2 separate regions of the Mus musculus genome follow, and region 1 is linked to region 2. A link is a loop called in an ENCODE intact Hi-C map of the cell type or tissue named here. Cell type or tissue: left cerebral cortex. All regions are shown on one strand. Links, peaks and the distances in the headings refer to the core of each region. The heading gives the core; the rest is flanking DNA. Region 1 has its middle 3.2 kb from the start of Nrsn1. Region 2 has its middle 38 kb from the start of Gm34122.

Region 1 (5,382 bases), core at 303-5,302, 130 kb before region 2:
TGTTTTGTCGTTTTTTAAAATAGATTTTCAAAAAGTAAGCAGAGCAAGGGATGGTAGTGCTCACCATTAATCCCAGCACTTGGGAGGCAGAGGCAGGTGGATCTCTGTGAGTTTGAAACCAGCCTGGTCTACAGAGTGAGTTCCAGGACAGCCAGGGATACACAGAGAGACCCTGTCTCAAAGAAACCAATTAATAATTAATAACAAAAAACCACCACCACAACAATAATAAAAGTGACCAGAGAGGCAGGCAAACTCAATGTCCGTTTCTCCTCCTCCTCCTCCTCCTCCTCCTCCTCCTCCTCCTCCTCCCCCTCCTCTTTCTCCTCCTCCTTCTCCTCCTCCCCCTCCTCCTTCTCCTCCTTCTCCTCCTCCTCCTCCTCCTCCCCCTCCTCTTTCTCCTCCTCCTTCTCCTCCTCCCCCTCCTCCTTCTCCTCCTTCTCCTCCTCCTCCTCCTCCTTCTCCTCCTCCTCCTCCTCCTCCTCCTCCTCAGAGGTCTGCAGAGGCCTCATCTCTGTTTTTTGTCCTATAAGAGGCAGGGAGTGAGCAGCTGGTCTGACTGGCAGCTCAATGCCCAACAGCCAGAACCCTCCCTCTGCTGCAACTCTGTATTTCAGCTCCTCCCTTTGCCCTTGACTCTGACATCAGGAAGTCTAAATGTATGGCGGAAGACAGATCAGAATAATGAATTAAATAAGGAATGCTTAAAGGCTACTGCACCAGAGACATGGCCTGTAACATAGTAACACTATATACTGTATACTGTTACACACTAACAGCTGTTCCAGGGGCTTGATGCAGATCACTGGTAAGTGATACTTAATGAGAACTTCAATGTACTATTAATGTTTGTGTGCATATGCTGTGAATAATAATAATAAAATGATACCATTGTTACCCAGTAACTTGTTAGGCATTGCTTTACCTGCACTAAGTATGTGTTCATCATATATGTAAGAAATCTTTACTTCCGCAGCAGTATTCTATGGTAGGTACTATATAACCTCCAGTCAGCAGGTGAGAGGGTGGAGGTAAGGGAAATGTGTATACATGATGACACAGACTCATAATTGCTTACACAGGTCCCATAACCATTATGATTTCAGTGAAGTGGGCCCTATACATTCACATGTTTGAACACGTGATCCCTAGCTGGGGTGGTGTTTAGTAAAGTTGTAGAACTGTAGGACTTTTAAGAGGTGGAGGAAGTTGGTTAAGGCTTGAGGTTTATTTGTTTTGTGGGTTTTGTTCTGTTTTGAGACAAGGTCTTAATGTGTATCCCTGACCGGAACTCAGTATACAGACCAGGCTGGCTTTGGACTCACAGAGATTCATCTACCTCTGCACCAACCATATCCAGTGGAGGATTTTATTTTTTAATACATTTTAAATATTTTGGAAAGGTCCATATATTTAACCAATGTGTATTGATCATTTCTATCTACCATTACCGATCCATCTCTCTATTAGCCCCCATTTTACCTCCCTCCCAGCTTCATGTCTTTTCTGTTGTTGTTATTAATAATTCGAGGTTTTATTGCTGCCCACAAGCACGTGGGTGAGTGAGTGGCCATCCAGTGGATCATGTGCATCCTGCCAGAGGTCATATCTCCAACACTGAGTGACATTTCCTCCCTCAGCAGCTAATCAGCAGCCAAGAGCGCCTTGATAGGGATGGAGCCTGGAGGCCTTTCACCTGTCTGTGCTTGAATTTTGACTGGCTTGGCCTTGTGCAGGCTTCTAGAGGTAACCACAGCTGCTGTGGGGAGATTCCTGCAACCCCCACATCGTGTACAGACGGCAGTGTTTTCCAGCTCGTCTTCCTGTCTGCTGGTCCTCTTCCATTCTGCATCCTCTTTCATGAAGACTCCTGAGCCTGGCATGGTAGGAGGTTGGTGTGGATGAGCCATCTACAGCTGAACACTCAGAATTATTTATACCCAGCACTCTGGCCAGTTATGAGTCTCTGATTTAATCACCACCCACTTCAAAAAGAAATCTGTCTGACCAAAGTTGAGAGCATCAGAAATTGCCTCTCTAGGTCTGTGGCTTCTGTCGACTGAGCTCAGGCCTTGGGGTTTTATAGTCCAGATCCACTTCCTGTTTGATCTGTTTCCTGTTCTGTCAAGATGTGGGAAGGTCATTTGGGTGCACATGTCTGCCACATAGAGCTGCCTGCCCGATGCCTTCTCTGCTGTGGTAGACTGAGTCTCTTAAACTGTGAACCAAAGCAACCCCTTTTTTGAAGTTATTCTTTGTAAGATATCTGGTTATAGCACATGAAGAATAGCTAAGCTACCACAGGGAGGCAGGAGATGGACTACACTTTGCAAGATGATTTCCTGTTTGGAGAGGATCAACATTATAGGTGCTATTTTGCTTGGTTCCTTAGCTGCACAGAGGTTTCAGAGGAAAAAAAAAGCTCAAGGAACAACTCTGTTCTTTAAATAAAGAGTGGACCCACTAGAATCAGTTGAACAAGGGCTTAGAGTGGACTACAGAGGCAGTGCATTTGTGCTTTCTTTGTCCTGTTTGTTCAGACCTACATCCCCAGTGCTCTCTAGTGCTACTTACACCCAATCTCCTTCTCCCTTCCCAGTCAACATAGGGAGCTCACCTCTCAGGATTTTAGAGATGGCCGTGCACTGGCTTCCTTTCCTTGAATTTCCTGTGCAGACCTGATGAGCACTTATTCTCAGAAGAGAGCATGGCTGTGCATGTTTTCACGTCTTCAAAGGTCCCTAAAATCAGCAGATCTGCAAAGCTCCAGCTCTGATGCACTCTTTCTCTGGGCCTCTGGAATGGTGTAGCAGGCTTCCTGCTTGTCTGCCTGACTGATGCTTGGCAATTGCTCTGGTTTTGTTTGGAAAGCATCCATTGGTGGTAGGCTCATCGTAACCTAAAGAATTGAATAGACCTGAATTTTAAATTCTGGGTCTACTGCTTCCTACCTGTTCAGCTTGGATCAAGTTTCTTTACAGCTCTCTATGCCATTATTCTTATCTATAGAATGCTTACAGGGCGACTAGAAATGGGAACAAAACACCCATGGAAGGAGTTACAGAGACAAAATTTGGAGCTGTGACGAAAGGATGGATCATCTAGTGATTGCCATATCCAGGGATCCATCCCATAATCAGCTTCCAAACGCTGACACCATTGCATACACTAGCAAGATTTTGCTGAAAGGACCCAGATATAGCTCTCTCTTGTGAGACTATGCTGGGGCCTACCAAACACAGAAGTGGATGCTCACAGTCAGCTAGTGGATGGGTCACACGGCCCCCAATGGAAGAGCTAGAGAAAGTACCTAAGGAGCTAAGGGGAACTGCAACCCTATAGGTGGAACAACAATATGAACTAACCAGTACCCAGGAGCTCTTGTCTCTAGCTGCATATGTATCAAAAGATGGCCTAATCAGCCATCACTGGAAAGAGAGGCCCTTTGGACTTACAAACTTTATATGCCCCAGTACAGGGGAACGCCAGGGCCAAAAAGGGGGAGTGGGAGGGTAGGGGACCGGGAGGGGGGGGTGAGTATGGGGGACTTTTGGGATAGCATTGGAAATGTAAACGAGGAAAATACCTAATAAAAAAATAAATTAAAAAATATTAAAAAAAAGAATTAAATGGGACTGTGTCTATAAGACATTGATCACAAAGTAAGCAATCAATAAATTACAGCTTTCATTATATTACTAATACTATTTACCTCTTGTTTAGATAAGCATCTTGGGAGGCCTTGGCTATCAGCTTGGAGGCTTGAGCCCTCTAAGCCCCCAACCTCTTCATTTGGTTTAGATCCTCTTTTGCGAGCCCCATTTCTATCTTGCACAGGCTCTATCCCACACCTATCCAAGAGAATGGAGGTAAAATGTCTTTGACTAGCACAGCAGCCTTTGATGATGCTTCGAAAGCTGTAGGTGGATGAAGTGAGATGAAGCCGCATCTGGCAGACAAACATCAAGATGTCCTTGATTTGTAAGGTTACTTTGTACCAGTTGTAGAGTCTATTTAGTCACTTTTCAAACATCAGTGACCAAAGACGATTACTGTGAAGCCACTAGGTTTGATTTAGAGCGTAATTCATCACTTTCCTTGGCTAACACTGTATGAGATTTAACAGGGGATATGCTTATTAATCCATTATTCAGCAGGCATTTGTTGCGTGTCTGCCATTTAGAGTTTAAAGGGCAAGCTACAAGCAGAAGCATTATGAAAAGTCAGAGAGAAGAGAGGTCAGGAGAGGTTGTAGTTTCCTGGGCAGTTCTTCAGAAGGGAGTCTTGGATTGTAGCCTGGAGCTGCCTTTCTAGCCTCACATGGTTTTCCTTTCTTTTCATGACTTTTCTTCTATGTCCATTTCTCATCGTAGCAGACACTTGTGTGGTCTATACATCTAACACTATCTTAATTCACTGCTGTTGCGCTCACTGTTTCTTGCCTCCTCCTCCTCTGACAGCTGCTCATTCTTCACATAGAACTGTGACCACCACCTGTGCAACCAAACCTTCTTTAATGTGCTCATTGATCACGCCCCTGTCTGAGGCACATGCACCTTGTATTTTAGAGTGACTTTTCAATCTCCCCCTTCCACGTTAGGCTTTCGAGCATCATAGAGAAAGGATTTTGCCTGGGGCTTACCTTTTATTCTACACAAAGAGTAACACATTGCTTTAGTACTGATCACACCTTTGGAGGAATGCATAAATTAGCAAATGAATGACAAGGGTCTAGAGCTGGGTTTGACAGCCAGATGGATACAGAATGCTGACAATCTCAGGAATGAAAAACACAAGGTTTGGTGAGTCCCCTTAGGGCTGAACCTTGTTCCTGGAATCTCCTGGAGTCTGCAGGAGAAAGAAGGGCAGTGACCCTGGAAGTGACCCGCTTTGATTTTATCCAGCTGATAAGAGGCAGAGTCATCAGGCACTGGGTCTTTGGTGATGACCTGCTCTGCTGCTGTGCTCTGGTCAGACTCAACTGGCCAGGCTGTGCAGGCTGCCCAAGCTGAGGCCAGGATGCTCTCTGCTCAGGGTTTTGTGATAAATATGCTCTGCATGTTCTCAAAGAGAACAGATGTCTGCCCCCCCCCCCCCCCCCCCGTTAATGCTGAAGGCCGGTTCTCAATGATCAAGATCCAATTTCACATTTTCTCAATTGCTGTAGCTAAGAAATTCTGTGTGTCCAGATCTGAGGCCTAGCCTTTGTTTCACAGGGAAGCTTTACTTTGTAGAGGAACGTGGGGTGTGCTGAAGGTGTAGAAGACCAGACTGGTAGCACACTTAACCTTGATGAGGTAGAGTGTCAGGCTGCAGAGTGCTGTAATACTTACGTTGTAAATCCATTGCTCTATGTCTTTTCACAAGTTTCTCTTTAGAAGG
Region 2 (5,382 bases), core at 90-5,089:
TCTAAAGGGATAATAAACAGCCTTTTTTTTTTCCTGGAGCCAAATATAACAGACCATGCTCCATGAGCACAAGTTTAGTGTCAATGCCATGGATCCTTGGTTAGCTGACTTAAGGTCCAAGTCTCAGGGACCTCCCCAGGCTAGGAAGAGTGGCAGTGTGGAGCAGTGTCCCATCTCCTCACTGCTGACATTTTAGTGGGTGTATCCAGGAAAGGTACATTTCCCTAGGCAGTTAACAGCCTGTTGCCTCTGTAGAGAGCCCAGGTTGAAGCAAGGTTGTATAGGGCAAACATATGTTACTGTTGTAGGAAGCTCAGGGCACAGGGAAAGAACTATCTAAAACAAGCCCTACAAGGTCAGAGCTTTGCCCCTCTGCCAAGAGGGCAGCTATTGGAAGCAACGATATCTCATCCTTTGAAGGGGGGGTGAGGGAGGCTTCTCTGATCCCCCTTGGGTGCCCTTGAAATATGAAAGTGCTAGAGGGCTCCCAGCAAAACCCCACTCAAGTGACTACCAGGTAATTCTTGACTGTGGCAAGAAAGAATGGCTTAACTTTGCAATATGGGGGCTTTCTCTCTATTTTAATCAGTACCCTTGAACCTCTCTTGAATAAACAAACTTGGGTAAAAACCAGTATTGATAGAAAGGCCCCAATCCCTCCCCCAATACAAAAAGGTTTTTCTTGCTGTTGGTCTTACTCTTGGAAAGTTCTCATTAAGGAAGAGTCTAGCTGAGGTACCAGGGTGCTTACAGACTGTAGCAGCTTGCAGTAATGTTCCGAGGCTACAGACATGGCTATGAAACCTCTTTTCCAAAATTAAGTGTAAGCTCATCTTACACAGAAACAGAAAGGAAATGGGCCATTCAGTGAGGATGTGACTAACACGGTCCATAAGACACTCTTCTCTGAAACAGATAAAAAGTATATTAAGGGACTTCATGACTCATGACAGCTGGAAAGATATATTTTAAAAAAGGACTATTAAGTCAATAATCCAAAAGTTTTAAGGGCCTGCATGTTCTTTCCCCATGACAACTTTTCCCCATGACAACTGGGATGTGAAACCAAATCTGAGTCTTCCCTTAACCTAGTGCAAAGGACAGGCAAATTCGGAGAACAAGAAAGTAATTAGACTTTACTCAGCTACTGTCAAAGTCATGTGTATTTTCTGATATGTTCTGATGTTTCCCACCATATCTTCAGGATTGATTAGAGCCTATCCCAACCACACTAAAAGAACTGGAGAAGTTGACGAAGGATAAAACTTATTCATGCATCCTAACAAAAAGGCTACTTTTACCTGCAAACTATAGGCAGATATAAAATGTTTTCCAAATAAAACTCCCATTTCTAACCAATCAAGAGTGATAACAACCTTACTTTATTTCTTGACATTAGTAAGATGATTCACACCCCACCATTGGACTTTTTCACATTTATTGGGGGCTGCTGTTGACATGTTCTCTCTGCTCAGTTCTAAGCTCAAAAGTTCAGATTATCTCAGCTATCAGACAAGATGTGATGTCTCCTCCTGGTCCAACAGGAGCACAAGCAGAACTATTGTCAGTACTGTGTAGATATAATAACTGGGTCCACGTATTTTCAGCCTGCAAAGCTTCACAGACTCAGAATCGGTTAGGGAAAACTCTGCTTTAAGCATTAGTAATTCTTTGGGGTCATGGTTAGCAGGCTCACTATGATCAGGGGGCCCTATTATTTTTGGTGCTCTTCTTACCCATGACAATCTACTGGATGCTTTATGGTTTATGTAGTTTCATATCTCAAGGAATGTCACACTCTTTTTCAGGCTTCTTTCAAATGATGACCCTCTGATCTCTAAGCTCTAACTTCTAATGCCCCCCTTTGCCTGCTTAATTTAGATAGGCTGAGACCCTTGGTCTTTGGGTAGGTAAAGTCAACACCCCATTCAGTATGGAAGAAGCTATTAGAAGCCATACCTTCCACTTAGCAACCATTAAGATTCAAGGATCAAATCTCAGAGAGGGAAAATGAGACAGGATAGGAAGATAGAGAAAATGTTTGAGATGTAAGGAGAATAAGGAAAACACTTTTTTTGTGCCTAACAGTTAAATACACCCTAGAAAACATATATCTGGAAAAAGAAATGAGAAAAAGTATTCCAAGATCTTGTTGGCCCAGTGTAGTTGAATCTATCAGTGATCCTCACAAAACAATCACTTTCATAGAAAAGATGGATCATGAGCACTAATTCTATTTAGAAGGACTTAGTATGTCCTCTTAGGAGAGGTAATTTAGAGGCCAGAAGCAGTGAAGAAAGAGCAGTTCTGAAAGGAAGGAAGGAAGGAGAAACTCACCATTTTTCCTAAATACTTTGAGAAAAAGCAGACTTGGAGCAGAGTTTGTCAGAATGTGACATCAGCCTTCTTGTGATGTGTCACCATGGAGAATGGAGCTCAGCACATGCAACCAAGAGCATGAGATGCTGTCATGGCCAAGGGTTCCAGGAGTCAGGCAGAACAGCTCACACACACTCTACTCCCACAGCATTCTGAAGCTCCCGGAACAAAAGAAAATGCAGCCTTGGGGACCTGTCCTTCAGATTCTTCAGTAGGTATAGGCTGTGGGAGGAGGTGGGCTCTGTGATGTCTCTTCTTGCACCAAACACCATCTCTCTTTCTGTGTTTGTCATTAAGGAGGCCATGTCACTGGGATGGTGGTGACTGTGGGTGTGACATCTGGTGTGGGAAAGAGGAGTTTTAGATGTTAGGGAAGCAAAACAAATTTCTTCTTACTATTATTGTATAGGCTTTAACTATCATCACTTTCTACTAATAGAGTCTTCCCATCATCCAGACAGGACACAAGATACCAATAAACAGGAAATTCCCTGTATCTGCTTTCTCCTAAGCCCTGGCGACCTCTCTACTACAAGCTTTCTAAGCCAGAACCATTATGTGAAGGGATCAATAAAATAAGTATTCTTTCATGTCGGGCTATTTTTACTTTGCTTAATATTTTCAAGGTGTACTCATGTCATGGAATATGTCAGATCGCCATTCCTTTGTGTGACTAATTAACATCATTGTATAGATATAACACATTTAGTTTTATTTTTCATCTAGAGTATTTCTACCTTTTGAATGGTGGTATAAGCATATATATACAGCCAGGCCTAGGAACACGGCTCAGTGGTGGAATGCTTACCTAGCACGCACAAGACCCTGGATTTGATCTCTAATAGCATATAAAAATACAGAATAAATAAAATCATCAGGTATCTATTATTTTCTTTCTTCCTTTCTTAAAACTTTATTTATTTATTTTAGAGACTGGCTATACAGTTCTGGGTGGCCCCAGACTCATGACAGTCCTTCTGCCTGTAAGTACTGAAATCACAGGTATCAACACTATGTCCTGCTATGCTTTATTTTTTTTAAACAAATATATATGTTGGAATAGAATTTATGGGCTCTTGGAAGGTCTATGGTAAGTATTTTGAGGAATGAAGTTACATGTCTGCAAGTGGATATTAGCTTTTATTTTATTATTTTTTTCTTATTACGGTATACAGAAAGATTTTGTGAAATTATTTGGCAGCAATTCCTCAGCCCTTGTTGCATTTCTTCTTGGGTACTGGTAAGACAGAATATTTATACAGAGTATGATAATTCTACTTCTTTTATTCTCAGAACTCTAAAGAAGGCCATCAGCCAAACAGAGCTGGCCATAATACCTACTATACTTTGGCATGAAATATGCCCAGTAGGCTCATGTGTTTGAACATGTGGGCTCCAGTTGGTGGCACTGTTTGGAAAGGTTCTGGAAACTTTAGAGGGTGAGGTCTAGAGGTAGGAAGTAGGTCACCAGAAAAGGGTCTGTCAGTATAACCTGTCCTTAACTGTGCTGGTTAATTTTTGTCAATTTGATACAAACCCAGTTAGAGAAGAGGGCATCTCAGTATCAGATGATCCCGTGGGTAAATCTTTGGAGGGCATCTCCTTGATTAACTATTTAAATGAGAGGACTTAGCTCACTAGGTGATACAACCTCTGGGCAGGTTGTCCTGGGTGCTTTAAGAAAGCAGGCTGAAAGATTTTATCGAAAGGACCCAGATGTAGCTGTCTCTTGTGAGACTATGCCGGCGCCTAGCAAACACAGAAGTGGATGCTCACAGTCACCTATTGGATGGATCACAGGGCTCCCAATGGAGGAGCTAGAGAAAGTACCCAAGGAGCTAAAGGGATCTGCAACCCTATAGGTGGAACAACATTATTAACTAACCAGTACCCCGGAGCTCTTGACTCTAGCTGCATATGTATCAAAAGATGGCCTAGTCGGCCATCACTGGAAAGAGAGGCCCATTGGACTTGCAAACTTTATATGCCCCAGTACAGGGGAACGCCAGGGCCAAAAAAATGGGAATGGGTGGGTAGGGAAGTGGGGGGGGGGAGGGTATGGGGGACTTTTGGGATAGCATTGGAAATGTAATTGAGGAAAATATGTAATAAAAAATATTAAAAACAAAATACAAAAAACAAAAAACAAAAAAAAAGAAAGCAGGCTGAGCAAGCCATGGGGAGCAAGCTAGTAAGCGGTATCTGCTAAAGGTCTTGTCTCTAGGATCTTGCCTTGAGTTGGATAGATTATCAAACTGTAAGCCAGGGCAGGGAGAAACAAAACCCAAACCAAAACAAACAACAACAACAAAACCCTGTAAGCTAAATAAAATAAACCCTTTCCTCCTCAAAGCTGGTTTTAGGCATGGTGCAACAGAAAGCAGAGTAGAACTCTCACTTTTTCAGGTCATTCTTGAGGTACTCTGTACATCCATCTATACTTATCATGAATTTTGGGCTCAGTGAGGAGAAAGGTACTCAGATCAACGACCTTTGCAGGAATGCTGAGAGATAGCTGAGCACGGACTGGGAAGGGCTGCTGTTATCTCCAGGCCCCTCCCAGGCTTGACTTTTGTGTTTGTTCATTTATTGCTACTCTGTTCCCGGGAAGGAGCTCTTGATGACTATCAGGAGAAATGTTATGCTTTAAGCTGTTTCCCCCCTTTTGTCTCTGGAGTATTTGAAGACTATGCTAATTTCATGACTGTTTCCCCAGGCTTTAGCTAAACTGAAATCCTGCTGGCTTGGTGTGAGAAATTGCTGTTCTGTGTGGAACTGAAGCCTGGCACGAGGATGATGGTTCTATGGTGGCCATGGATGGAAACTTCCTTTGTTGAGAAGCTGACAACCGTTGCTAATTTAAATGAGTGATCACCTTATATCAACTATGATTGCCTGGAATCTAGAATTGGCAAGAGAAATTCATAAAACCCTGGTTGAATGTGTGTTTGGATAAACAATGAGTAACACTTTATTTTTAAAAAGTGAATGCTTTAAAAAGAA

The links. Peaks named below come from ENCODE experiments on the same cell type or tissue, not always from the same donor. Only the 100,000 strongest peaks of a DNase experiment are listed, where the experiment ranks them.
Region 1: a loop joins it to region 2, with 2.4 times the contacts of the local background. A loop is called at or near these places in 2 of 42 quality-filtered maps.

What each region holds. Positions count from the first base shown.
Region 1 is chr13:25,270,460-25,275,841 of GRCm38, forward strand. No RefSeq gene overlaps it. Among named protein-coding and RNA genes, the nearest start is that of Nrsn1, 3.2 kb to the left of the region's middle. In left cerebral cortex, for the core only: a CTCF peak has its summit at 2,309; a DNase peak (open chromatin) is centred at 1,908.
Region 2 is chr13:25,395,703-25,401,084 of GRCm38, forward strand. No RefSeq gene overlaps it. Among named protein-coding and RNA genes, the nearest start is that of Gm34122, 38 kb to the left of the region's middle. In left cerebral cortex, for the core only: no CTCF peak of the experiment used is centred there; a DNase peak (open chromatin) is centred at 2,532.